2 separate regions of the Mus musculus genome follow, and region 1 is linked to region 2. Evidence: chromatin loops called from intact Hi-C (ENCODE). Cell type or tissue: gastrocnemius. All regions are shown on one strand.

Region 1 (5,000 bases), 1.1 Mb before region 2:
GCAACTTAGTCAAGCACAGCAGAAGCCGTGCCTAGCCTCTCCCGGAAGACAGCCTTTCCCTAACAGCCTTTGGCAAAGGAAGATGTCCTATTTCTCAGTTTCAAGGGTTGGTTAATTGCTTTAGAATTAGCGCTCCATAGTGAGGGGACCAGGAGGATTAATTGCCTTGCAGAATAACCCTAATTAAAAATCTGGCAGAGAATTTAAGACACACACCTCACACACACACACACACACACACACACACACACACACACACACACACACACACACAAGCCCTGGGAAGATAGGTCAGCTTAGTGGAAGGTTGAAGAACAGCAGGGACAGGGAGCAAGGTTCCTGTGTCCCTCCCGAGACACTGAGACGGAGACCCATGACTCTTCCTGGGTTCTTCTGAACTCCTTGGTAATCTTCCCTGTGGCTTCAGTCTCCCCGTGTCCCATCTTCTAAGCCAGGTCCTGAGCTTCACCCTGCTGGTCACTTCACACCACACACCTGCTCCTTGCCTTTGTTCAGCAATTCAAACAAACAAACAAACAAACAAACAAACAAACAACTCCTAATTTTCAGTAGCTCTTTTACAGCAACAATGGTAGCAACCTGCTATTCGATCCCATCAATTTATGTATAGTGTATGACACTTGATGTCATATTATTGTAACTAATAACATAAAAGGAGTGCTTTCCTTTTTGATGGGAAAGATACAAGAAAGGATGAATGTGTTCCTAAAACTAGATAGTTTTGATTGCTTAAATCTTCATGAAATAAATTTTTGTGCCCTGTTTGGATAACTGTTTATAGTGATTGTTGGCCACCCATAATCCCTTTGGGTATAAAGTATAATAAATGTTGGGGGTTCTTCCTGAAGGTTATTTCTGAGTTTTTCAATTTTCACATGTGAAAACTTGTAGCTTTATTACTCTTTTTGCCCCCTTCCTGTTCCTTGGCACTGGGGGGTGCTGTTGGCTAGGCTAAGAAGTAGTGTTTGCCCCGCTCCATGTCCGGTAGTTTCGTCTTCAATTATGCCAGTGCCAGTAGCACATTACTTCCCTGCTGGACGAGGGAATGTACATGCTAACGATGCTTCGGAGAGCAGGAGCACCCTTCAGAGGGCTTTTCCTGGCTTCTTGCAGGAATGGCATATTGCAAGAATGACTTACGAGCACGAAACCCAGACAGAGGAGGCATGTAACCCACCTGCATAAGTTCACCAGTGAATGGTGGCCAGGCGACCTTTGCCTTAGTACGGAGGTCCCTAAGTGGACAGGTCATCTTGCTAATGCTGTGACTGACGGGTGTGCGGAAATGGGATCTGCTTCCTGAAGTTATGGACATGTGACACTAAGCAGCAGCCTCACTGGTCAAACTTATTGGCATCAGATTTGAGTATGAATTCTTTCTTTTTCTTTTCCTAATATTGGTTTTTCCTTGGGCAAGATAGAAAATTCCTTAAGCCTCAGTCTTCCTATCTGAGGAGTGGGGTTTAAAATGTTTGCCTCGTACAATATCTATGGGGCTGGCTGAAATAAGCTTACCAAGCTACAGCCTGAAGTCTGTCAGGGCTCCATCAATTTATTTATGATGTTTATTACAACGTCACTCTGGTTATCTGGCCCACAGAGGTTTTCACGTACAATAACATCCAGGAATCCTGGCCAGAGAAGACCACAGCACAAGTCACTGTACCCGGTAACAGCCAAGCAAGCTTGCATTTGCTAAAGAGCCTCACGCAAACTGCACTTGTTTCCAGCTCTGCCGTGGCTCCGCCAACGAGGCTCTTTAAATGGAAGATGCTAAAGGGAGTTTGCATGGCCCTGTGTCCCCTTCTCTACTAATGAATGACACTGAGGAGAATTTAGAAGGTTTGTCTCAATCTGGCAGATCACTCACTGGGGCTAGCAAGCAGTGACAGGTGAATGTCAGTATGTATGTTATCCATTTTCCCATCTCTGTATCCCCAGTCAGCCCCCAACTCTTTCTGCAGTTGTAATTGTAATTGTCAGGGTTCTCTGGAGGAATGGAACAAGTAGGATGAAAAAAAACGCGAATTCGTGAAGTCAGTTTTAAAATAATAGCACCAGCAGACATATGCTACAGAGCTGAAAATGCAGTCCGTGAGGCTCGTGCCTCAGCAGTTGGAGTAGCCCCACAGAGGCTGCTCAGACTAAAAGGCTGGGTACCTCAGGGGTCCCTAATCTGGTTCTGGAAACGCAAAAGGTTTCTGGAGAACCGCTGGTCCCTTGTCTGTAGTAAGAGCTTGCAGACTCGGGTTCTGAGAAGACAAAAGAATCATCTCCAACAACAGGCAAATTTACTCAGCGCAGGAGGGGAGGCCAAGGAGCAAAAGGTGGGCCGCTCTTCCTTCTGCCACGCCCCTTTACCCAGGATGCTCCGGGAAGATGCACACACTGGAGCGGGTTTTCCCATCATTCAAGGCAATCTGGATTTTGGCTTCCTACTCAAGGTGATTCTAATGTAGAAGGCGACATTAAAACCAACCATAATAAAAAATTCAAACTACTACCCTATTGAGTGCTTTACATGGGTTGTATATTAATTCTCTTAACCCAGAGACTTTTGGTCATCTGTGTTTTACTGATGAGAAACTTGGCACAGAGGGGGCGAGTTATGAGCCTCGCAGCACACAGCTGCTAGTTGGGGCTAGTCTCTTTTCTAGCGTTCATAGCCTAGTCTAGACGCGTTCTGAGTAGAGTTTGTCCTACCTTAGGCATTTTTAAATCCTCAGGACCAAAGGGACTTCTGACGGTGTCTGCTGTGTTGTTGAACTGTTAGGCATAGACTTAATTGGGAAGTTTGAAAATGCCGCTCTTGCCTGGTATCAGCCTCAGCTCTGTCTTCTGGCCTGAGCCTATGCTGTCTCTGTCTCCTGGCCAGCAGGTAAAGACCCTTCATTCTTCCCCCAGCTGCAGCCCTTATGCCTCATTCTGCTATTGGGCACCAGGGGGTGCTGTTGGCTAGACTAAGAAGTAGCGATTCTCCTAGCTTAGGTTTGATGTTTTTGTTTTGTTTTCAAAATTTTCATGTGTGTTTCTTCCTAAGAACTCGGTGGAGGGCTGTGGAGAGGGACAGTGACCTGAGGCTTGAGCTAGACGTCCCTGGATCTTTGCGTGTTAATCAATGCTGTTGAAGCGGGAAGGCCAATCTTTGGAGAGTCTGAACTTCCTCTTCTTTTGGGGTGTGTGTGTGTGTGTGTGTGTGTGTGTGTACGCGCGCGATGTATGTATTTGTGTGTGCAAGTGGCGTGCTTGTACTCACATGTGGAGGCTCTAGGAGGACATTAGATGTCTGACCTTATGTTTTCTCACTGTGTTCAGAGAAGGTTGCTCACAGTACCTGGAGCTAGGCTGTGAGCCATGAACCCCAGAGAGCCTCTGGTCTCCACCCCACATAGTACTTGGGCTCTAGCTACAGTTTTTAAAAAACATGGATGGTGAGGATTTAAACTTGAGCCCTCCTGCTTATGCTCAGCACTTTCTGTCTAATCACCTTTCATCAGCATTTTGTCCTTGTTCTGGAGGGAGGTGTTCAAAAGCAATCATAAAAGGCAAGGTGTGCTAGCTAGAATAACGGGTTCCCAGGAACCCCCTACTTAGTACTTGGGATGTGAGAATATGAGATCTTAAGGATCTGGCCTATCCCAGCAGAGCTATAAGCAACCACAAAGGTCTTTACCAGCTGGATGAGGGAGGGAGGTTAGGTGAAGGGATGGGAGCATGGAGGCAGGAGGGAGGCAGGGGGCAACAGGCAGGGTCCCAGTAGCATGTGAAGATGTTGTACTCCTGGCTGGCAGGATAGAGGCCATGGATGACGGAAAGAAGATCCAGGCTTCAGAAAGAGGGAAACTGATTTCTTCCTAGCATTTTCAGAGACGCTAATGCCTTGAGTCAGCCTAGGAAAGTTAATTTTGGACTTAGGGCCTCTTGAGTAGTGAGATCATACATTCATAATTTTAGATGCTTTACCACTGAATGTACAGTGATTTGTTCTAGCAGCCATGGGCAACTGACACACGAGGAGAATCTGAAACTGCATCTGCCTCTGGTAGCCATCTGGTTTACCTTAGGGCCATCCCCATGAATACCCTCATTGTCAAGTGTGATGTTTGAATATGCTTGGCCTGGGAAGTGGCACTATTAGGTGTGACCTTGTTGGAGTAGGTGTGTCACTGTGGGTATGGGCTTTAAGGCCCTCATTCTAGCTGCCTGGAAGCCAGTCTTCTCCTAGCTGCCTTCAGAACAAGAGGTGGAACTCTCAGCTTCTCCAGCCCCAGGCCTGCCTGGATGCTGCCTTGCTCCCACCTTGATGATAATGGACTGAACCTCTGAACCTGTAAGCCAGCCCTGATTAAATGTTGTCCTTTATAAGAGTTGCCTTGGTCATGGTGTCTGTTCACAGCAGTAAAACCCTAAGACACCATGCTACGTTCGTACACTGGGATGGCCCAAGGAGTTCTAAGGAAAATCAGTGGGAAAAAGATTCTCCCTACCTGGTAAAAAAAGGAAAACACGAAATGGGAGCTTCTCTCTCTACCTTGATTCTCCCCCAAACAGTCCCCTCAAATTTACTCTAGACCTGCTCTTGGAAAACGTGATCTCTAGAGGTGCAGTGGGTCGTGGGACTACAAGTCCAGACATCATACTTTCAACCATCCTTATGACTTGAAAGCACTCATAGGTCAGCCCAATATGGCTCTTAACACTAATGTCTCACTTCACCTTCTAAAACATGTTCCTAGTTACACAGTTTCCTCCACAGAACCACATTAAAACAACAACTATTTACTGAATGCTCCAGGGTCCAGGCTGAGCATGAAGACAGGAATTAAGCAACCCTGCCCTGGAGGCTTCATGCTCTGTGCTAATTGGGTCTTCGTGGGTTGTAAGTGCCAGAAACCCATTTTTTTTTCAGTGATGCTGTAAGAGTTGATACAGGAAACAAATTTAAGGTCCTGAGCATGGTTCTTAGTAAATGCTATTCG
Region 2 (5,000 bases):
CCCGTCCAACCGAGAGCAGGTAAGGCCCCAGACAGCCGAAAACCTTTTGACTTTACTCTTTTTCCTCATTCTAGTTTGTCCCCCTTGTCCTGTCCTCCCTTTCCTTAGCTTTACACCTGACGCTGAGCCATTTTACCAGCAAATAAACCTCAGTGAAGCCAGTCTGATGATAGTTTACAATGGTGTCATTTCAAAGTCATTAAGTCATTAAAATTCCTGGTAAACATAGCTTACCAAAACTCACACATTAAAATGACAGCCACTTCACTAGCATGGCTGTGTAAAAACTATCACATCAGCAGGGATAAACGCCCTTCTAAGAGTAACTTCGTATGTGTGGCAACATGTCATTCTCAAATAACCGATCCCTCCCAAGAGGTTTAATAGCCTTCATTTCTAGGATCTCTCAGTTACCTCATAACTCTCTCTCTCTCTCTCCCCTAATATCTACTTAATCAGTTTAACCCCCAATACCTAATTAATCATTTTTATTTTTTTTGAAGAACAGATATGAATTGGCTCTGGAAGTGTTTGAAGGAAGAGAGTAGCAGCCACGACACTACAGAGTTGTACTCAAAAAGCCAGAGTCCATGTTTTAAGTTGTGAAAATTAAGAAGACATAGTTTGGCTAGAGAGTGCCGGTTTATCCAGGTTCTTCAAAGCCGAGCCACTCTACCTCCTCCAGCATGTACTACTCAAAGCTGCTGGCTTGCCCCTGTGAACACTGAATGTGATATCTTGTGTAACTCCATACTTATCCTCCTTGGCCAAAGCAGGAAGGAGCAGAGATGTGGGTCAGAAAATCTGGTCTCTGCTGATGCAAACAGAGGAACCAGCCCAGACTCTACTTCCCTTGAAACTTTTCAATGAGGTAGGTCATTTTTTTTTTCTTCTGTGGAAGACTCCAAGAAGTTTTGAAAACTAAAAGAACACACCTGAAACCACGTGGTTCACAATAAGCAAATGAATGTTTGGAAGCCTTCAGTTGGCCCCAGCACTGCAAACATAATAAACAATGCATTAAATGAATACTATTTGTGACTTCAGTACTCATTAGCCCTATTTTACTGATGGGAAAATCTGGGCAAGCCTATTCAACTGGATGGAACCAGTTTTCTAACAGATAAAGTGAAAGCGATTCTCACATTAGCTCATGCAGAGCAAAGTCGGCCATGCTGTACACGCTACAGAAAAATGTCTCTCCTTTCCTCTGAACGCAGGAGAGTGTTATGCTTGCTTTAGAAAGGCAGTGGTGGCACATGCCTTTAATCCCAGCACTTGGGAGGCAGAGGCAGGCAGATTTCTGAGTTCGAGGCCAGCCTGGTCTACAAAGTGAGTTCCAGGACAGCCAGAGCTACATAGAGAAACCCTGTCTCGAAACAAACACAAACAAAACAAAAACCAACCAACCAAACAAACAAAAAGGCAGGAACCGAATCTTGGAAGGAGGAGAGCTTGCTTAGGTTGAGGTAAGGAGAATCCTGAAGTCCTGTTTGAAGCCAGATTTGTTCATTTCTAAATCAAGATTGTCTTCATCCCACCAGACCCCGTTCTGGAAGATGCTCAGAGATTTCTGCTTCCGCCCAGCGGTTCCCCCAGAAGGCTTTGCGAGCTCTCTTGCAGAACTGGCCTCCCTTTGTTTTTGTTAGGAAACGCGGCTTTAATTGGTTTGTTGTTTCTTGCAGGATGGTAAGATCACAATGTCGTTTGACATCATGTCTCTGAGACAAGAGATCTGTGTCCATCATTTGTCAGGCAGGTTGTTGTTATAGGAGGAGAGTTTTGGAATATCAAACCGGGTCGCTGTGAGACAACTTTGGAATCACATTAGCATTCTTGCCTCTCTACAAACAGTACTCTTTTCTTTAGCTCAAAGTTAGAGCTGCGAAGAGAAAACGTTACCTTCTCCACACAGTTAGTACTGGAAGCAAAAACAAAAGCCAGGGGTGCAGGCCTACTTGAGAAACTAGTAAATGAAGGCACTGCCAAGCTTGTTCAAGACACGGGTAAAAGCAGCCTTCTGCTCTCTCAAAAGGAGACTCATGCTGCCACCTTGTGACACTGCGGGAAAATGCTCATACGATACCAGGAGTAAATTGCAATTGGAGACTGAGGAATGGCTGGAATTATTCTGTGATGTATGAACAATGGGCAAGCAAGAAGAATAGGTAGGTTTTGAAGATTGGGATACTGGTTATTCATTTGCTAGATATCTAAAGGATGTCTGCTATGTATGCTCCTAACACTTCCAGGAACTAGGGATGTTGTGGTGAGTCAAACAGACTAAACCAGCAAATGACCAGGTTAGTTCCTACCTTCATGGAGCCTTTAAGCATCTGGCTATAATACCCATGAACTCATCTTAAATTCTAAACAACCACAGGAGCAAATTTTTTCCATGTTAAAAATGAGATTGCTAAGCACAGAGAGGTGAAGAAACCCGCTGAAGGTGGCCAAGGGCTGAGTCCCAGACTTGAACCCAGGAAGAGAGGAGACATCAAGATTTTAATCAGTAACCAACACTGAATAACCTTTGCCTTCTGTCAAACATATAAGGAGAAAGATAAGTGTTCCTGACGTGACTGCTTATTTGTGTTTGTCCGAGAGGAAGTGGTGGATGATCGTGTGCACATGTGTGTCCATGTGACCAATGAATTCACAAATAGGCACACTCACTGCATTTCTGCGTGCATAATTACTCATTGTATACATACATGTATTTTATCACTGTTTCACCACCAACCATGGTTTTCTGAGCACCCGTGCTGTGTTAGGACTCCCCATAGGACTCGAGGATAAACGTACCAGAGCTTGGGGTTGCATCCTTTATAGGCATTGGTTGTTTTCTTAGGACAGACGATAATCTCAGACATAAATCAAAGTGTGTGCTTCACATGTAAAATGACAAGGCTTCAAGCACCAGTCATGATGAGAGGAGTCATGATTCGACACAGGGGCACAAGAGAAAGGCCCACGGTGCATACAAACCATGATTGTACAGCGTGGCTGGAAAGGTGTGTCACAGCTTAAGTGCACAGAAACAGACACAACACATTTCTACCTCACACACATCCTGGTTGATCTTTCACACGTCTAAGTCTTTGGTTGTAGAAAAATGCACCTGTGCTATGCTGTGAGAGTAATTAGTTGTGAGCCTTTAAGTTGACTTGTTATTCTTACACTAGTAGCTTTTATATAAATATGTGCCTGGCCACGAACTACATCCAAATCAAACACCTCAATCGCTTCCCTAGCCACTTCCCAATTAATGATCCTTCACCAAAGTTGAACCTCGTACAACCAGTATCCAGTATACATGAGGATAATGTCCCTGTGTTACCTTATTCAATATGATGTCTGAAAGGACCATCCAAATTCTTTTGTGGAGCTATACGTCATTTTTTGTTTGTTTGTTTTTTTCGAGACAGGGTTTCTCTGTATAGCCCTGGCTGTCCTGGAACTCACTTTGTAGACCAGGATGGCCTCGAACTCAGAAATCCACCTGCCTCTGCCTCCCGAGTGCTGGGTTCAAAGGTGTGCGCCACCACGCCTGGTGCTATACGTCATTCTTTTTTCACTTACTTTATGTTGTCTTACTTCCTGATTGGTCATAACTTACTTGTTTAAATTGGGTTCTTTCTTTCTTTTTAGGAATTATTTATTTTATATGTATATGTATACCATAGCTGTCTTCAGATACACCAGAAGAGGGCATCAGATCCCATTACAGGTGGTTGTGAGCCACCATGTGGTTGCTGGGAATTGAACTCTGTACCGCTGGAAGAGCAATCAGTGCTCTTAACCACTGAGTCGTCTCTCCAGCCCAAATTGGGTTATTTCTATTTGTAATATGTCATAGATAAGGCTGCTAATGAGCCCCCCCCCCCCCCTTGCACACATCTTGCAGGAGGGATATTCTTGTTCAGTTAGGTAACCTGCACAGGATAACTGTATTTCCATGTAATAAATACTATTCCAGAGTGTTTCAGAATAGCTACACCAATTCATACTCTACCTGGCTGTGTCTTCAGCATGTGATATTGTCAGACCTTTGGAGTTTAGCCATTCTGGTGGGTATATATGGGTATTTCACTGTGGTTTTAATAGGCATTTTTCTAAAGAGCACTGTGTTATGTGCTCAATAGACATTTGTCTATATTCTTTAGTTAGATGCATATTCAAGGTGTCTGTCCCTCCTTTAAATGTTTTCTTAGGGATTATATATCTTCTCTATGGAGGATATAGTTCCCCTATCTGTAACTTATCCTTGTACTTTCTTGATTCTACATTTTAGAAGTCAGCAGAATTTTTCTAAACAGTGCCAAATAGTAGCTATTTTAGGCTTTGCAGGGTGTATGATCTCTGTGTCAATTAGCCAACTCTCCCACGGTACTACTACAGCAGTTAGAACGTCTTCCATTGAGGAAGCTTGACGGGTGAGTTGGGCTATGTTTCAATCCAATTTATGGACGCTAAAGTAGAATGTCATTCTTGTCTCACATATTACGAAATACCATCTTCCGATTTCTTCACCTACATAAAAATAGAAAAACTATTCTTACTTCACAAGCTGCTCGCTGGGATGTGGCAGGCTTAATTTAGCTGCTGGTCCATAACTTGCCAAGTTCCAGTGTATTTTATAAACCTAGGTTCTTCATTCTAATGAGTACCAGTTTATCCATCGCTTTATCATTAATGCCTTGTACCAATGTAAGAACTCTCTGCCTAAGGCACTACATCCCCTTTGTTTTACTCTGCTAGTTGTATTGTCTCCATCTTGTGCTGTCTATAATCCCTCTGGTATTGAGTTTTGAGTGGGATGTGGGTCAAAGGTCAGTACTTTTGTTTCTGGGTATCAAACGATCACCATACCTTGTGCAACTATGACATGCGTGTGCCCTGGCCCTTTTCTCTATGCTCCTGTATTGAATCAAATCTCTTCTAGTCTCGGACTCGACAGCTATTCACTGAGCCTCATTGTGCAACCTGGCTATATGTGC

What was found. Peaks named below come from ENCODE experiments on the same cell type or tissue, not always from the same donor. Only the 100,000 strongest peaks of a DNase experiment are listed, where the experiment ranks them.
Region 1: a loop joins it to region 2, with 14 times the contacts of the local background. A loop is called at or near these places in 24 of 42 quality-filtered maps.

The regions. Positions count from the first base shown.
Region 1 is chr4:106,223,628-106,228,627 of GRCm38, reverse strand. No RefSeq gene overlaps it. Among named protein-coding and RNA genes, the nearest start is that of Gm12724, 11 kb to the left of the region's middle. In gastrocnemius, CTCF peaks have their summits at 948 and 2,940 (motif pointing right); DNase peaks (open chromatin) are centred at 993 and 2,965; H3K27ac peaks cover 792 bases.
Region 2 is chr4:105,149,152-105,154,151 of GRCm38, reverse strand. It overlaps Gm29838 (a long non-coding RNA gene), which reads left to right. Exons shown (of 2, transcript XR_376486.3): 1 at 1-19; 2 at 509-1,029. Among named protein-coding and RNA genes, the nearest start is that of Gm29838, 5.0 kb to the left of the region's middle. In gastrocnemius, CTCF peaks have their summits at 2,052 (motif pointing left) and 3,725 (motif pointing right); a DNase peak (open chromatin) is centred at 2,045; H3K4me3 peaks cover 216 bases; H3K27ac peaks cover 1,675 bases.